3 separate regions of the Homo sapiens genome follow, and regions 1 and 2 are each linked to region 3. A link is an interaction called in ENCODE POLR2A ChIA-PET data of the cell type or tissue named here. Cell type or tissue: OCI-LY7. All regions are shown on one strand. Links, peaks and the distances in the headings refer to the core of each region. The heading gives the core; the rest is flanking DNA. Region 1 overlaps WDR20 (WD repeat domain 20). Region 2 has its middle 19 kb from the start of HSP90AA1. Region 3 overlaps DYNC1H1 (dynein cytoplasmic 1 heavy chain 1).

Region 1 (6,426 bases), core at 551-5,550, 180 kb after region 3:
TTCCTGTGAGGAATTGCTGGGTGAAAAGGATATGTGCATTTGTAATTTTAGAGACATAGTCAAATCGCCTTCTAAAAATTGTACCAATTTTTACTTGTGGCATAGTGTATTGTTATTTTGATCTTTGCTAATTTGACAGATGAAAGATGGTATAACACTAGAGTTTTCTGGTGTTTCTTGTGCTATGAATTAAGCATTGTTTTGTATATTTAAGAGCCATCTGTATTTTCTATGAGTTGTTCATGTCCTGAACCCGCTTTTCTACTAGGATTCTGGTCTTTAAAAAAAAAAAAATTAAGTTGGTAGGAGATCTCTTTTATGATTATTTATTTTTAATTTTTAAATTTTTTTAGAGATGGGATCTCACTGTGTTGCCCAGGCTGGTCTGCGATCGTTCCACCTCAGCCTCTGAGCAGCTGAGACTATAGGCATGCACCACCATGCCCAGCTTTTTATATAAATTAGCCCTTAATCTGTGATCTGAGGGACAGACATTTTGTTCCATTTGTCAGTTGTCTTCTGATTTTGCTCATGGTAGTTTTTTCCTACATAGAAATTTGCTTTTTTTCCCTTTATTTTTCTTCTTCCTCCTCCTTGGGAAATTTCATTTTTGTTTTAATAATTATTATTATTTTTTGACATGGAGTCTAGCTCTGTCACCCAGGCTAGAGTGCAGTGGCGCGATCTCAGCTCACTGCAACCTCTGTCTCCCAGCAATTCTGTCTCAGGCTCCTGAGTAGCTGGGATTACAGGCATGCGCCACCATGCCTGGCTAATTTTTGTATTTTTAGTAGTGACGGTGTTTCACCATGTTGGTCAGGCTGGTCTCAAACTCCTGACCTTGTGATCTGCCTGCCTTGGCCTCCCAAAGTGCTGGAATTACAGGTGCAAGCCACTGCGCCTGGCCTCTCTCTTTTTTTTTTTTTTTTTTTTTTTTAGGAGACAGGGTCTTGCTCTGTTACCCAAGCTGGAGTACAGTAGTATAATCATAGCTCATTGTGACCTCAAGCTCTTTGGCTCAAGGGATTCTCCCACCTCAGTCTGGTGAGTAGCTGGGACTACAGGCATGAGCCACACTGTTGGCCTCTTCTTGTACCTCTGAGGTTTCATTTCTTACATATGATTTCTTTTTGATACTGCTGAGATTTATTCTGGTATAAATTGTGAGGTGAGATTTCACCCCATGTTTTAAAAAACAATTTTAGGATTTCTTGATCTTTTATGTCTTGTCTGGAGAGTAATTTGTCAGCTGTTTTCTGCTAAACTGTGAGTGGTGTAAGACCAGTTAGCTATGCCCTGTGTACTTTTCAGTTTAAGACATAGTTGCCTGTATCTTCCCAAAGATCTTATCTTTCGTTGACTTAAAAATAACGGTGGAAATACAGCCTATTGGGGAGTATTGTGTTAAAACAAATTTTATAGAATTTTCAGTTGGTAAAGATTGATAAGATTAGTAATAATAGGTAATTATGCATTATATTTAAGGAATATGTTTAGTACATTATATAATGCTAACGAAATAGGGATTTTTCTGTTTTTTATTTTTGTTTTTTTGTTTGTTTTCCTTTTTTTTTTTTAATTTTTATTTTTATTGATCATTCTTGGGTGTTTCTCACAGAGAGGGATTTGGCAGGGTCATATGTGGAGGGAAGGTCAGCAGATAAACAAGTGAACAAAGGTCTCTGGTTTTCCTAGGCAGAGGACCCTGAGGCCTTCCGCAGTGTTTGTGTCCCTGGGTACTTGAGATTAGGGAGTGGTGATGACTCTTAACGAGCATGCTGCCTTCAAGCATCTGTTTAACAAAGCACATCTTGCACCACCCTTAATCCATTTAACCCTGAGTGGACACAGCACATGTTTCAGAGAGCACAGGGTTGGGGGGTAAGGTCACAGATCAACAGGATCCCAAGGCAGAAGAATTTTTCTTAGTACAGAACAAAATGAAAAGTCTCCCATGTCTGCTTCTTTCCACACAGACACAGCAACCATCCGATTTCTCAATCTTTTCCCCACCTTTCCCCGCTTTCTATTCCACAAAACCACCATTGTCATCATGGCCCGTTCTCAATGAGCTGTTGGGCACACCTCCCAGACGGGGTGGTGGCCGGGCAGAGGGGCTCCTCACTTCCCAGTAGGGGCGGCCGGGCAGAGGCGCCCCTCACCTCCCGGACGGGGCGGCTGGCCGGGCGGGGGGCTGACCCCCCACCTCCCTCCCGGACGGGGCGGCTGGCCGGGCAGAGGGGCTCCTCACTTCCCAGTAGGGGCGGCCTGGCAGAGGCGCCCCTCACCTCCCGGACGGGGCGGCTGGCCGGGCAGGGGGCTGACCCCCCCACCTCCCTCCCGGACGGGGCGGCTGGCCTGGCGGGGGCTGACCCCCACCTCCCTCCCGGACGGGGCGGCTGCCGGGCGGAGACGCTCCTCACTTCCCAGACGGGGTGGCTGCTGGGCGGAGGGGCTCCTCACTTCTCAGACGGGGCGGCTGCCGGGCGGAGGGTCTCCTCACTTCTCAGACGGGGCGGTTGCCAGGCGGAGGGTCTCCTCCTTTCTCAGATGGGGCGGCTGGGCAGCGACGCTCCTCACCTCCCAGACGGGGTCGCGACTGGGCAGAGGCGCTCCTCACATCCCAGACGGGGCGGCGGGGCAAAGGCACTCCCCACATCTCAGACGATGGGCGGCCGGGCAGAGACGCTCCTCACTTCCTAGATGGGATGGCAGCCGGGAAGAGGCGCTCCTCACTTCCTAGATGGGATGGCCTGTTTTTTATTTTTATTTTTTATTTTTATTTTTTTGGAGGCAGCCTTATTCTGTCGCGCAGGCTGGAGTGCAGTGGTACCATCTCAGCTCACTGCAACCTTCACCTCCTGGGTTCAAGTGATTCTTCTGCCTCAGCCTCACGAGCAGTTGGAACTACAGGCTTGTGCCACCATGCCTGGCCAGTTTTTTGTATTTTTAGTAGAGATGAGGTCTCACCATGTTGCCCAGGCTGGTCTCAAACTCCTGAGCTCAGACAATCCACCCACCTTGGCCTCCCAAAGTGCTGGGATTACAGGTGTGTGCCACCGCGCCCGGCCTGTTTTTTTCTTTTTTTAAAATTATTATTATTATTATTATTATTATTATTATTATTATTATTATTATTTTTATCAATAGGTTTTTGGGGAACAGGAGGTATTTGGTTACATGGATAAATTCTTCAGTGGTGATTTCCTAGATTTTGGTGCAGCCATCACCTGAGCGGTGTACACTGTACCCAATGTGTAGTCTTTTATCCCTCATCCCCCTCCCACCCTTCCCCCTGCGTCCCCAAAGTTCATTATATCATTCTTGTGCTTTTGCATCCTCATAGCTTAGCTCCCACTTACAAGTGAGAACGTATGATGTTTGGTTTTCCATTCCTGAGTTACTTCACTTAGAATAACTAGCCGGGCGAGGTGATTCACGCCTGTAATCCCAGCACTTTGGGAGGCCAAGGCGGGCAGATCATGAGGTCAGGAGATCGAGACCATCCTGGCTAACATGCTGAAACCCCATCTCTACTAAAAATTCAAAAAATTAGCTGGGCGTGGTGGCGGGCGCCTGTAGTCTCAGCTACTCGGGAGGCTGAGGCAGGAGAATGGTGTGAACCCGGGAGGCGGAGCTTGCAGTGAGCTGAGATCGCGCCATTGCACTCCAGCCTGGGCAACAGAGTGAGACTCCATCTCAAAAAAAAAAAAAAAAGAATAATGGTCTCCAGCTTCATCCAGGTTGCTTGGAATGCCATGATTATTATTATTATTGTTACATTTTCTTTATCCACCTGATTGATGGGCATTTGTGGTGGTTCCATATTTTTGCAATTGTGAATTCTGCTGCTATAAATATGCATGTGCAAGTGTCTTTTTCATGTAATGACTTCTTTTCCTCTGGGTAGATACCCTGTGGTGGGATTGCTGGATCAAATGGAAGATCTACTTTTAGTTCTTTAAGGAATCTCCATGCTGTTTTCCATAGCGGTTGTACTAGTTTACATTCCCACCAGCCATGTAAAAGTGCTCGCTTTTCACCACATCCACACCAGCATCTGTTATTTTTATTTATTTATTATTATTATTTTTTGAGACAGAGTCTTGCTCTGTCACCCAGGCTAGAGTGCAATGGCACAATCTCGGCTCACTGCAACCTCCACCTCCTGGGTTCAAGCGATTCTCCTGTCTCAGCCTCCCGAGTAGCTGGGACTACAGGCGCCCGCCACCATGCCTGGCTAATTTTTTGTATTTTTAGTAGAGACGGGGTTTCACCATATTAGCCAGGATGATCTCGATCTCCTGACCTCATGATCCACCCACCTTAGCCTCCCAAAGTGCTGGGACTACAGGCGTGAGCCACCATGCCCAGCATTTTTTGTTTTTTAATTATGGCCATTGCTACAGGAGTAAGGTTGTATCATATTGTGGTTTTGATTTTCATTTCCCTGATAATTAGTGATGTTTAGCATTTTTTCATATGTTTACTGTCAATTTGTATATCTTCTTTTGAGAATTGTCTATTCATGTCCTTAGCCCACTTTTTGATGGGATTATTATTATTAATTATTTTCTTGCTGATTTGTTTTAGTTTCTTATAGATTCTAGATATTAGTCCTTTGCTGGATGCACAGTTTGTGAAGATTTTCTCTGCAACCCTGTGGGTTGTTTACTCTGCTGATTATTTCTTTTGCTGTGCAGAAGTTTTTTCATTTAATTAAGTCCCATGTATTTATTTTTGTTGCATTTGCTTTTGGGTTCTTGGTCATGAAATCTTTGCCTAAGCCAATGCCTAGAAGGATTTTTCCGGTATTATCTTCTAGAATTTTTATGGTTTCAGGTTAGATTTAAGTCTTTGATTCATCTTGAGTTGATTTTTGTATAAGGTGAGAGATGAGGATCCAATTTTATTCTTCTACATGTGGCTTACCAATTATCCCAGCACCATTCATTGAATAGGGTGTCTTTTCCCCACTTTATGTTTTTGTTTGCTTTGTTGAAGATCAGTTGGCTGTAAGTATTTGGGTTTATTTCTGGATTCTCTGTTATGTTCCGTTGGTCTGTGTATCTGTTTTTATACCAGTACTATGCTGTTTTGGTGACTATAGCCATATAGTATAGTGTGAAGCCAGGTAATATGATGCCCCCAGATTTTTTTCTTTTTTGCTTTGTCTTGCTTTGGCTATGTGGGCTCTTTTTTGTTTTCATATGAATTTTAGGATGGTTTTTCCTAGTTTGGTGAAGAATGATGATGGTATTTTGATGGGAATTGCATTGAATTTATAGATTGCTTTTGGCAGTGAGGTCATTTTCACAATACTGATTTTACGCATCCATGGCATGGGATGTGTTTTCATTTGTGTCATCTGTGATTTCTTTTAGCAGTGTCTTGTAGTTTTCCTTGTAGAGGTCTTTCATGTCAATGGTTAGATATATTCCTAAGTATTTTATTTTATTTTTTTGCAGTTATTGTAAAAGGGGTTAAGTTCTTGATTTGATTCTCAGCTTGGTCGCTGTTGGTATATAGCAGAGCCACTAACTTGTGTACATTGATTTTGTATCCAGAAACTTTACTGAATTCATTTATCAGATCTAGGAGCTTTTGGGATGAGTCTTTAGGGTTTTCTAGGTATATGATTATATATCATCAGCAAACAGCAGCAGTTTGACTTCCTCTTTACTGATTTGGATGCCCTTTATTTCTTTTCTCTTGTCTGATTGCTCTAGCTAGGACTTCCAGAACTATGTTGAATAAAAGTGAAAGTCAGGGCTGGAAACGGTGGCTCACGCCTGTAATCTCAGCACTTTGGGAGGCCGAGGTGGGCAGATCACGAGGTCAGGAGATCGAGAACATCCTGGCTGACATGGTGAAGCCCCATCTCTACTAAAAATACAAAAAAATTAGCCGGGCGTGGTGGCATGCACCTGTAGTCCCAGCTACCTGGGAGGCTGAAGCAGGAGAATCGCTTGAACCCAGGAGGCAGAGGTTGCAGTGAGCCAAGATCGCGCCACTGTACTCCAGCCTGGGCGACAGAGCGAGACTCCATCTCAAAAAAAATCAAGTGTAAGTGGGGCCGGGCGTGGTGGCTCACGCCTGTAATCCCAGCACTTTGGGAGGCCAAGGCGGGCGGATCATGAGGTCAAGAAATCGAGACTATCCTGGCTAACATGGTGAAACCCCGTCTCTACTAAAAACGCAAAAATTCGTGCCCGGCTGAGGATTTTTACATCTCCGTTCGTCAGGGATATTGGTCTGTAGTTTTCTTTCCCTTTTTTTTTTTGGTTATATTCTTTCTGGTTTTGGGTATTAGGGTGATACTGGCTTCATAGAATGATTTAGGGAGGACTCCCTCTTTCTCTATCTTTTGTAATAGTTTCAGTAGGATTGGTGCCAATTTTTTTTTTTTGAAACGGAGTCTTGCTC
Region 2 (6,426 bases), core at 560-5,559, 75 kb after region 3:
TGGGATTACGGGTGCATGCCACCTCGCCCGGCTAATTTTTTTTTTTTTGAGATGGAGTTTTGCTCTTGTTGCCCAGGCATGGCGTGTAGTGGCGCGATCTCGACTCACCGCAACCTCCCCCTCCTGGGTTCAAGTGATTATCTCACCTCAGCCTCCCGAGTAGCTGGGATTACAGGCACCTGCCACCACGTGTAATGCCCAACCCTGTTTTTACTAACCCTGTTCTTAGACTCTCCCTTTCCTTTAATCACCTAGCCTTGTTTCCACCTGAATTGACTCTCAGCTAAGAGAGCCAGACAGACTCCATCTTGGCTCTTTCACTGGCAGCCCCTTCCTCAAGGACTTAACTTGTGCAAGCTGACTCCCAGCACATCCAAGGATGCAACTAACTGATAAGATAGTGTGGTGATCAATATCCACAGTTCCCAGGAATTCATCCAATTGATAACGCCCAAAGCCCCGCGTCTATCACCTTGTAATAGTCTTAAAGCCCCTGCACCTGGAACTGTTTACTTTCCTGTAACCATTTATCCTTTTAACTTTTTTGTCTACTTTACTTCTGTAAAATTGTTTTAACTAGACCCCCCCTCCCCTTTCTAAACCAAAGTATAAAAGAAAATCTAGCCCCTTCTTTGGGGCCGAGAGAACTTTGAGCATTAGCTGTCTCTTGGCTGCCGGCTAAATAATCGGACTCTTAATTCGTCTCAAAGTGTGTCGTTTTCTCTAACTCACTCAGGTACAACACACGCACAGCTAATTTTTGTATTTTTAGTAGAGATGGGGTTTCACCATGTTGCAGACTGGTCTCAAACCCCTGACCTCAGGTGATCTGCCCGCTTTGGCCTCCCAAAGTGCTGGGATTACAGGCATGAGCCACCATGCCCAGCCTAATGTTTTATTTTTTGTAGAAACAGGGTCTTGCTATGTTGCCCAGGCTGGTCTTGAACTCCTGGGCTCAACCAATCCTCCAGCCTCAGCCTCCCAAAGTGCTGGGATTACAGGGTGAGCCACTGGCACCTGCCACACTCTTGAAGGAGTCATATCCTCGCTCCCATGGAGGGGGGACACCCCCATCCTCTATGTGTGAGGAGGAGTCCTCACTTCCCCGGGTGGGCCAGACTGCTTCGGGCCTCTCTTGGCACTGGGGGCCTCTTCTTGATGGTGACAGCCCCTCCAGCGGCCCGCACACCTGGCTGGGGGCACCTGGGCACACTCGCACCTAGCACGTCTGCACCATCTGCACCGAGACCCGGGCTAGGCCAGAGCTTCCTCTGTTCCCAGAAAAGCAGCCCCAAATTCAGCCCGGTGTAGCAAATAATTGGTCCATGATCTCCGACTATGAGCAGAGCGTGTTGTTACTCAAGCTGGGGCCATTGTGAATCTGGGCTCAAGATCAATTTGGCCCTGGGGGTGACATTTATATAAAGTCTTTGAGGCTGAGCCTCCAGGGCCATCAGAGGGCACAGGGCTGCCACTCTGCACTTACCTCTTGGATGGGATGTCCATTTTGTTCCCAGAGTGATCACCCAGGAGTTAAGGGTGGCGGGGGTCCTGCGGTCCAGCCTGTATGATGTTGCTGTCTCCACGGCAACCCAGCACGGAAGGGCCCCGCCAGCCCGCCCAGGACCTCCCCCGCAGGCCCCGCTGCTCCTCCATCCCCCTGCCTGTTCCCTGCCAGCCCTGCCCATAGCCCAGGCCCCAGTAAGGCTCCTCAGATTCCTCCTGTCCGCCCTGGGCCCACTCTGGGCTCCACTCACTGCCAGAGAGGCCTCTGTGAGGTCGTGATTATGCCACAAAACTTTGGGGAATTCCCCTATGCCCTAGGATGACATCCAAATCCTTTAACATGGCCACAAGGGCCCACGCTGCCCCGGCCACCCAGCAACCCCCTTTTCAGTCCCTATCTGAGAACCTTTCACCCCAAGGCTGCAGCGACTCCCACCTCCTCTCATTCCTGGGAGGCACCAAGCCACCTTTCCTTCCAGCCACCCACAGCTCTTTCTTTTGCCAAAAATGCTCCCTTCACCCTCATCCCTGGCCCTGACTTAACCTTTGGGTTTGACACCTCCTCCAGGGAGCGTTCCTTGACCTCTCAAGTCTTTGTTAGGATCCAGCCAACCCCTCTGCACTACCACAGTAGGCCAGACCAGCCTGTGTAGAAAGTATCTGTTGATTTCTTTCTTTCTTTCTTTTTTTTTTTTTGAGACAGAGTCTCACTCTGTCGCCCAGGCTGGAGTGCAATGGCGCTATCTCGGCTCACTGCAACCTCCACCTCCCAGGTTCAAGCAATTCTCTCCTCCCTCAGCCTCCCAAGTAGCTGAGACTACTACATGCGTGCGCCACCACACCTGGCTAATTTTCTGTATTTTAGTAGAGACGGGGTTTCACCATTTGCCCAGGGTGGTCTCAAACTCCTGAGCTCAAATGAGCCACCTGCCTTGGCCTCCCAAAGTGCTAGGATTACAGGCATGAGCTACTGTGCTCTGCTGTGTCGGTTGAATTCTATGATGTTACTATACTGTCACCCTCTGAGCCTAGAAATTCTGAACCCTCAGCTCCTTAAGCACCTAGTGCAGTGTCTGGCACAGTAACCTTCAAAAAAATTTTTGAACGAATAATAAAAGGAATCAGTGAACTGAATCTGCCACAAGTCATGTTAGCTGCTCAGTTTTTTTTCTTTTTTCTTATATTTTTTTTTTGTTGTTGTTGTTTTTTGAGACAGAGTCTTGCACTGTCGCCCGGGCTGGAGTGCAGTGGTGCAATCTTGGCTCACTGCAAGCTCCGCCTCCCAGGTTCAAGTGATTCTCCTGCCTCAGCCCCCTGAGTAGCTGGGATTACAGGAGCCCGCCACCACCCCCAGCTATTTTTTTTTATTTTTAGTAGAGACAAGGTTTCACTATGTTGGCCAGGCTGGTCTCGAACTCCTGACCTCGGGATCTGCCTGCCTCAGCCTCTCAAAGTGCTAGGATTACAGGTGTGAGCCACCAGGCCTGGCCTCACTTTTTTTTTCTTAGTAATGTTTGAAGTCAGGAAGTGTGAGTCTTACTACTTTGTCCTTTTTCAAGATTGGCTTTTCTGGGTTCCTTAACATTTTCTTTTCCTTTTTTTTTTTTTTTTTTGAGACAGAGTTTTACTCTGTCACCCAGGCTAGAGTGCAGTGGTGCGATCTCGGCTCACTGCAACCTGCACCTCCCAGGTTTAAGCAATTCCCCTGCCTCAGCCTCCTGAGTAGCTGGGATTACAGGTGCCCGCCACTGCACCCATCTAATTTTCGTATTTTTTAGTAGAGACAGGGTTTCACCATCTTGGCCAGGCTGGTCTCAAACTCCTGACCTCATGATCCACCTGCCTTGACCTCCCAAAGTGCTGTGATTACAGGCGTGAGCCACCATGCCTGCTTCATTTTCATATAAACTTTATAACCAGCTTGTCAGTTTCTGCACAAAAATGCCAGCTTTTTTTTTTTTTTTTTTTTTTTTTTTTTTTGAGATGGAGTCTTGCTCTGTCACCCAGGCTGGAGTGCAGTGGCGTGATCTCGGCTCACTGCAAGCTCTGCCTCCCGGGTTCACGCCATTCTCCTGCCTCAGCCTCCCGAGTAGCTGGGACTACAGGCGCCCGCCACCACACCCGGCTAATTTTTTGTATTTTTAGTAGAGACGGGGTTTCAGTGTGTTAGCCAGGATGGTCTCAATCTCCTGACCTCGTGATCCGCCCACCTTGGCCTCCCAAAGTGCTGGGAAATTGTTAATAGGGATTGGGTTGCATCTGTGGATCAGTTTGGGTGGTATTGCTTATCTCCACAACATTAAGCCTTCCGATCCATGAACATGGTATGTCTTTCCATTTTAGTTTGTCTTTAATTTCAACAATGTTTTGTAGTTTTCAATACACAGTATAAAAAGTCTTGCATTCCTTTTGTTAATTTTATTTATTTATTATTATTATTATTACTTTTTCTTTGAGACCCACTGTGTCACCCAGGCTGGACAGTGAGTAATCCTAGCTCACTGCAGCCTTGACCTCCTAAGTTCAAGCAATCCTCCCACCTTGGCCTCCCAAAGTGCTGGAATTACAGGCATGAGCAACCAAGCCTGACCTAATTTTATTTTTAAATCTTTTATTCTTTTTGGTGCTATTGCAAATAAAAATGTTTCTTTATTTTCAGATCACTCATTGTTAATGTATAAAAATACAATTGATATTTATATATTAATCTTGTATTTTTTTTTTTTTTTAGTAGAGACAGGGGTCTCACTATGTTACCCAGGTTGCTCTTGAACTCCTAGGCTCAAGTGATCCTCCCACCTTGGCCTCCCAAAGTGCTGGGATTACAGGTATGAGCCATCATGCTCGGCCAATCTTGTATCCTAAAATCTTGCTGAACTCATTAGTTCTATAGATTTGTGTGTTTGTAATCCTTAGGAGTTTTTATATACAAGATCATGTCATTTACAAATGCAGATACTTTTTACATTTTCCTGTCCAATCAGGATATCAGGATGTCTTTTCTTTTTCATGACTAATTGCCCCTGGTTAGAACCTCCAGTACAGTGTTAACTAGAAATGACAAAAATGAACATCTTGACTTGTCCTTGTTCACTCACTTAATCGTACATTTAATTATAGTACCAAGTGCCTTGAATATGTCTGAGTGCAGAGATGTAGTAGGGAAAATACTTATGGGTGAAATGGTACAATGAAATCTCAGAATTGCCTCAGAATGACTTGGAGAAAGAAAGAAGGGTGCATTGAGTGTGGATGGGTGGGAATGGCCATGGCCAGTTGGCTGGTTGTTGGGGATGGTGATGGTCACTAAGGTTTCATACTATTCTGTCTGCTTTTGTGTACTTTTTTTTTTTGAGACAGAGTGTTGCTCTGCTGCCCAGGCTGGAGTGCAGTGGCACGATCTCTGCTCACTGCAACCTCCATCTCCCAGGTTCAAGCGATTTTCCTGCCTCAGCCTCCCAAGTAGCTGGGATTACAGGCACCCGCCACCACACCCAGCTAATTTTGTATTTTTAGTAGAGACAGGGTTTCACCAGGTCGGCCAGGTTGGTCTCGACTCCCAACCTCAAGTGATTCGCCTGCCTTGGCCTCCCAAAATGCTAGGATTACAGGCATGAGCCACCATGCCCGGCAACAAGAGTTGTTTAAATGGCACTTATTTGTGGAAGACACCAAGCCAAATATCCCACACATCTGGATTTGTCCGCCTGCTTCCTCAGAGTGTCATTTAGCACGTCCCTTTATCCCCTTATTTCCTATTAACTCAAATTACCAAGATAGTCTCCTGTTTTGAGACATGTAGATATTTTCAAATTCCCCTGCTACAGGGTTGTGGAGAACATTCTTGTACCTTTCTCCCGGTGCAAGTGGAAAGACTTTCTCTAGCACGTACCAGGAAGTACTCAGGGTGAGTTCTCCCACTCCATCAGATGTGCCAAATTGCCCTCCAGATTAACTGTATTGATCTGTACCCCCATCAGGTCACATGAGAGACCCCATTTTCAGACCATAGCCAACATTTGGTACTGTCCTCCTTTAATTTCTGCCATTCCTGATGGGTGTAAAATGCATCTTCTTACACTCACTTTCCCTTTCATGACTTGCAGTGCGGTTGGGCATCTTCTCTTACGTGTGTTGCCCTTCCAGGCTAAGGAAGGAGACTGAGACAGCAGAAACCACAGGATTCAGGAACTGCTTAGAAATGGTACCAACTGGTTTTATTAAAAGGGAAAGTGTTTGGCCAGGAGCGGTAGCTCACGCCTGTAATCCCAGCACTTTGGGAGGCCAAGGCAGGCGGATCATGAGGTCAAGAGACGGAGACCATCCTGGCCAACATGGTGAAACCTCTAAAACTTCTACTAAAAATACAAAAACTAGCTGGGCGTGGTGGCGCACACCTGTAGTCCCAGCTACTTGGGAGGCTGAGGCAGGAGAATCTCTTGAACTTGGGAGGCGAAGATTGTAGTAAGGTGAGATCACACCACTGCACTCCAGCCTAGTGACAGAGAGACTCCACCTTAAAAAAAAAAAAAAAAAAAGGGAAATTGTTGCCAGCCGTGGTGGTGCGCACCTGGAATGCCAGCTACTCAGGAGACTGAGGCAGGAGGACTGCTTGAGCCCCAGAGTTTGAGTCCAGCCTGGGCAACATAATGAGGCCCTGTCTCAAAAAAAACCGCACAAAATAAGCAGGGGGTGGAGGGCAAAATAGCATACTTTTCTATATCCACCACAAATGCATTCAGATGTTAAATGTTTTATTGATTTTCATTCTAATGTGTTTTCTGTTATTTTTATTTTTTAGTAGAGATGGGGTTTTACCACATTGCTCGGGGCTGGTCTTAAACTCCTAACCTCAAATGATCCACCCACCTCAGCCTCCCAAAATGCTGAGATTACAGGTGTGAACCACTGCGCGCGGCC
Region 3 (5,000 bases), core at 1-5,000:
AGTTTGCACAGTGATAGAATCGCCTCACCGTGATTCTCAGAACGTATCCCTGTTGTTAAGCAACACATGACTATCTAGTGGAGACGAAGTTGGAATTCTTGTTGAGTGTAAAGCACTGGCAGGTGGCACAGACTTACCTGACCTTGGTCAACCTAAATCATTGCCTGACAACTGATAACCTGAGTGGTATCACTGCTTCAGTGGTGCTAGTTTCTCGGGTCTCAAGGTCGTTATATTGAGACATCGTCATATACTTAGGCCAAACCAGATGAAAGTTCATTGAGTACCTGTTGTGTGTTCAATCCCTGGGCACCAGGGACCCAGGAGAAGGTGAAGCAGCACCTGCTGTCTGACTTATGTTCTTTTGGGGAAGGCACAAATGACAAACATGACATTATACAAGACCATGTCTGATAATCAAGTGACAGACATTGTAGTTCAGACTGAAGTAGTTTAGTAATTTAGAGAGAGAAAGTGTTGAGTATCAAAACTATTTTATTGAGGCCAGACGCAGTGGCTTACCCCTGTAATCCCAGCACTTTGGGAGGCCAAGGTGGGCAGATCGCTTGAGCTCTGAAGTTTGAGACCAGCCTGGGCAACATGACGAAACCCCATCTCTATAAAAAGTACAAAAATTAGGCCGGGCGCGGTGGCTCATGCCTGTAATCCCAGCACTTTGAGAGGCCGAGGCAGGCAGATCACGAGGTCAAGAGATAGAGACCATCCTGTCCAACATGGTGAAACCCCATCTCTACTAAAAATACAAAAATTAGCTGGGCGTGGTGATACATGCCTGTAGTCCCAGCTACTCGGGAGGCTGAGACAGGAGAATCGCTTGAACTCGGGAGGTGGAGATTGCAGTGAGCGGAGATGGCATCACTGCACTCCAGCCTGGCGACAGAGTGAGACTCCGTCTCAAAAAAAAAAAAAAAAAATACAAAAATTAACTGGGCATGATGGTGCACGCCTGTGGTCCCGGCTACTTGAGGGGCTGAGGCGGGAGGATTGCCTGAGCCCAGAATGTCAAGTGAGCCATGTCGCCATCGCACTCCAGCCTGGGTGACAGAGTGAGACCCTATCTCAAAAAAACAAAAAGCAAAGGACTTGGCATGGTGGCTCACACCTGTAATCCCAGCACTTTGGGAGGCTGAAGCGGGTGGATCACCTGAGGTCAGGAGTTTGAGACCAACCTGACCAACATGCTGAAACCCGTCTCTACTAAAAATATATAATTAGCTGGGCTTGCTGGCGCATGCCCGTAATCCCAGCTACTTGGGAGGCTTAGAATTGCTTGAACCCGGGAGGCGGAGGTTACAGTGAGCCAAGGTTGTGCCATTACACTGCAGCCTGGGCAGTAAGAGTGAAACTCTGTCTTAAAAAAATTTTTTTTATTGAAAAATAGATTGCTGAGTAGAAATGAAACCTTTCTTTCACAGAATGTCGTTCATGAGCTAAGAATAACCAATCAGGTAATCTACTTGAATCCACCAATTGAAGAGTGCAGATACAAGCTGTATCAGGAAATGTTTGCCTGGAAGATGGTTGTACTGTCTCTCCCCAGGATCCAGAGTCAGAGGTACCAGGTAAGCCTTTGGTGACTCGAGGCACACGCCTCTGACCAGGACTCTCATGGGCTCTGTGATACCACTTCTTCATGGTGCTTCTTTAGATAAGCTCTTGATGTTGTTTACAAACTCCAGACATCCCAGGGGAAAGTTAGGGAGGCTTTTTGTGCCCTGACCTTTTTTTCCAACTAGTTACTTGGCATTTGTAGCTTGGTCTCAGTAGTTTCTTCGAACTCCTGTCCATGAGCATCTTTGGGAATCTCAATTCCTGCTTCTCCCTCTCCTCCCCACCCCCCACTTTTTATTAGGGGAATTTTAAAACATACACAAAAGTTGAGGGAATCAAGAGCCCCCCACCACACAGCTTTATCAATATGTGGACAATGTTATTTATATTTTCTTTCCTACCTCTCCACCCCCACCAGATTATCTTGAAGCAAATCTCAGATATAATATACTCTTAGTATATTTTTAGAACAAAAGGAAATCTCAAAAGACCATTTAGTCCCCAGTGTCACTTCTGAACAGAACCAGTGGCTTCATAAAAAAAGATGGCACAACTTCTGCTATTGCAGACTCTTCCAGAATTTAGTGATAAGACATTAACCGTTTTCTTAACTTTGAATATAAACTCAGATCTTTAAGGATTTTTTTTGAGGTAGTTAATTGCCTATGGCTAAAATCGTGGTGATGTTTCACCTAATGCTGGGCACTGTCCAGCTAATCAGAACCAAGCTATGGATATTGGCTTCTGCCCTTCAAGGAGTCTACGTACAATCCTTAGCATCATTCTCATCATGTTACTCCTGTTTTTAACCAGCCGTGTTTCTATTTGCATTGTTCTCTTGCTTATCTCCAAATTTAACAAACTAAAGCCAGCAGTCTCCTTTTTCCCTAGAGCCCATCCCCTCACTCTCGTTTAGCTGTTCTGCCCTCTCTTCTGGGTCTTCTTTCAGCACCTAAACGGGACCCCATGTCCCCTGCAATCTTCATAAGGAAGCTCCCTTCTCAGGCACTCATCCAGCCTCCTCCAGCACTGCTCTGTGTGATCGCCCATAGCCCCACCCTGCTGACTAGGGGGCTTCTCTGTCCTTGTCTCACCTCTTAACTGCAAGACTTGATGGAGGCTCCCTCCTGCGTGATGCTCTGGACTCTTCAGAACACCGTGCCTCCTGGTTCTCCTCCCACCTCAGTGGCTGGTCTCCTTTCTCGGTTCCTCTTTTGCCTTCCCCTTAAACTCCCTCTAAATGTTCTGTTCCCTCTCCACTCCTGTGCACTCTCATTGTGGTCTCATCTAGTCTTGTTGACTTTAAATGCCACCTGCAGGCTGACAGCTCTGTGTTCGTATCTCCAGCTGACCTTTCTCCCTACTCCAGGCTTGTCTGGGCAGCTACTAGCATGGCATCTCCACTTGGCTATCTCGGAGTCGCGTCACACTGAGCACCTCTTGAGCCCTGCCTCCCCAAGTTTGATCTTCCCTCAGTCTTTCACTTCTCATCCTTCAGCTCATTCAGGCCAAAAATCATGGTATTGTCCTTGATTCCCATTGTGTGTCTCTTGAAAATGAATGCTGAGCTGTTTCACTGGCACCACTCCGTACAAGGTACCATCACCTCTCACTTGGATTATTAATATTCCCTCCTATCTGTTCTCTCTGCCTTTGCCTCCCTAAAATCTGTTTTCAACACAGCAGCCAAAGCAAGTTTTAGATTCTAAGTCAATCCTGACACTCTTTTCGGAGCCCTTGAATGACTTCCTATCTCACTCATCATGAAAGTCAAAGCCCCAGTGGCTTGCTGGGCCCGTGTAATGTGTTGCTTATTATTTCTCTGACTTCAGCTCCTGCTGCTTCTCCCTTCACTGGCTCTGCCCCATCACACTGGAGTCTTGCTGGTCCTCAAACATGCCGGTAGACTCTTGCCCCTGCGCCTTCACATTTGTTGATCTCAACTCAGAATCCTTGATGGCAAATAATCACAACTTACCCCTCTCCTCCTGGTTTCTCGCAATTCTCCCCTTCTCAGCAAGGCCTTTCCTGACGTCATTACTGAAAATGCAGCCTTCCCCATGCTGTGCCCACACTCCCTCTCCTTCTCACTCTTGCTCCGTAGTTCTCTCTCACCACCTGACATTCTGTGTGTTTTGCTTATTCCCTAATCGCGTCTCTCCTCCCATAGAGTGTAAGTCCCTGTGAGCAGGGATTTTTATCTGCTTGTTGTACCTAGAACAGTGCCTGGCACATAACAGGCACTCAGATAGTTAAAATGAGCAAATGGCTTCGTGCACTTTTCAGCTGTTTTTGCATTGCCAAATTTCTCTGTTGTCATTAATGTTCTTGTATTGGTTTGATGAGTTAAATATAAGTAGGCTTTCTGGTTACTTGTGGCCAGGGTAAGTGGATGTTATCCCTTAAATGCCATTTTGGTCATGAGCTTTTCTTTCAGTTCATTTTAATTAAGTAAAAGGTGACACTTAGATTACCATTTTCATATACACTGCTTGCATTCATTTCGGCTTTGGTTGGCTAGGTGGGTGTACATTACGAATTGACTGAGGAAGAGAAATTCTATCGGAATGCTTTAACACGGATGCCTGATGGCCCTGTTGCCCTGGAAGAGTCGTATTCTGCTGTCATGGGCATTGTATCTGAAGTTGAACAGTATGTCAAGGTAAGAAACTCCTAATTTCATTCAAATGTGCATATGGTCTATTCTAGACACTTAAGAGTACAAGATATAAAGAACATGGAGCTAAAAGGTCTTGACTGTATGTATGGTTCACTAGATACTATTTGCTGTTTCAAAGCAGAGAGTAAATGATAGGATACATCTTTTTGAGTTTTAACCATGACGTTCAAGAATCTTTTTTGATATGAAAATTCTGAGAGTCTGAAGTGAGAATTTCTCTAATAGTGGTGAAAGACATGAACCTTCTTAATGGAATGTGAACATAAGAGGTGCCAGTATTCTACAAAATGAAAACTCAAACTATTATTTAACTGTGTTCTTCATTTGCAGGTTTGGCTTCAGTATCAGTGTTTATGGGATATGCAAGCTGAAAACATCTATAACAGACTTGGAGAAGATCTCAACAAATGGCAGGCTCTCCTGGTCCAAATAAGGAAGGCCAGAGGAACCTTTGACAATGCAGAAACCAAGAAAGAGTTTGGACCAGTAGTTATAGATTATGGCAAGGTGAGCCCTGCTGTCTGGTTGAAAGGTGTCACGGGTAGTGTAAAAGCAACATTTCTGTTAGACTGATATTCATTTGAAGGATAAACACGCCAGCAGGAAAGAGCTGATGATGTGTTGTGTGCTATTTCACCCTCAGGTACAATCTAAGGTGAACTTGAAATATGACTCTTGGCATAAGGAGGTTCTTAGCAAATTTGGGCAGATGCTAGGATCAAACATGACGGAATTCCATTCCCAGATC

Evidence for each region. ChIA-PET counts read pairs that join two places held together with the same protein. Peaks named below come from ENCODE experiments on the same cell type or tissue, not always from the same donor. Only the 100,000 strongest peaks of a DNase experiment are listed, where the experiment ranks them.
Region 1: POLR2A ChIA-PET joins it to region 3 with 20 read pairs; 2 of 35 experiments call an interaction of 5 or more read pairs at or near these places.
Region 2: POLR2A ChIA-PET joins it to region 3 with 10 read pairs; 7 of 35 experiments call an interaction of 5 or more read pairs at or near these places.

The regions. Positions count from the first base shown.
Region 1 is chr14:102,170,343-102,176,768 of GRCh38, forward strand. The region is part of intron 1 of WDR20 (WD repeat domain 20); the gene reads left to right. Among named protein-coding and RNA genes, the nearest start is that of WDR20, 34 kb to the left of the region's middle. RefSeq lists an enhancer at 1,486-2,471. In OCI-LY7, for the core only: no CTCF peak of the experiment used is centred there; no DNase peak of the experiment used is centred there.
Region 2 is chr14:102,064,536-102,070,961 of GRCh38, forward strand. No RefSeq gene overlaps it. Among named protein-coding and RNA genes, the nearest start is that of HSP90AA1, 19 kb to the right of the region's middle. RefSeq lists an enhancer at 1-433. In OCI-LY7, for the core only: no CTCF peak of the experiment used is centred there; no DNase peak of the experiment used is centred there.
Region 3 is chr14:101,990,091-101,995,090 of GRCh38, forward strand. DYNC1H1 (dynein cytoplasmic 1 heavy chain 1) reads left to right here. Exons shown (of 78, transcript NM_001376.5): 11 at 1,437-1,583; 12 at 4,094-4,234; 13 at 4,583-4,759; 14 at 4,896-5,000. Among named protein-coding and RNA genes, the nearest start is that of DYNC1H1, 28 kb to the left of the region's middle. RefSeq lists enhancers at 1,456-1,525, 2,894-3,033. In OCI-LY7, for the core only: CTCF peaks have their summits at 2,875 (motif pointing left) and 3,079; a DNase peak (open chromatin) is centred at 2,801; H3K27ac peaks cover 1,186 bases.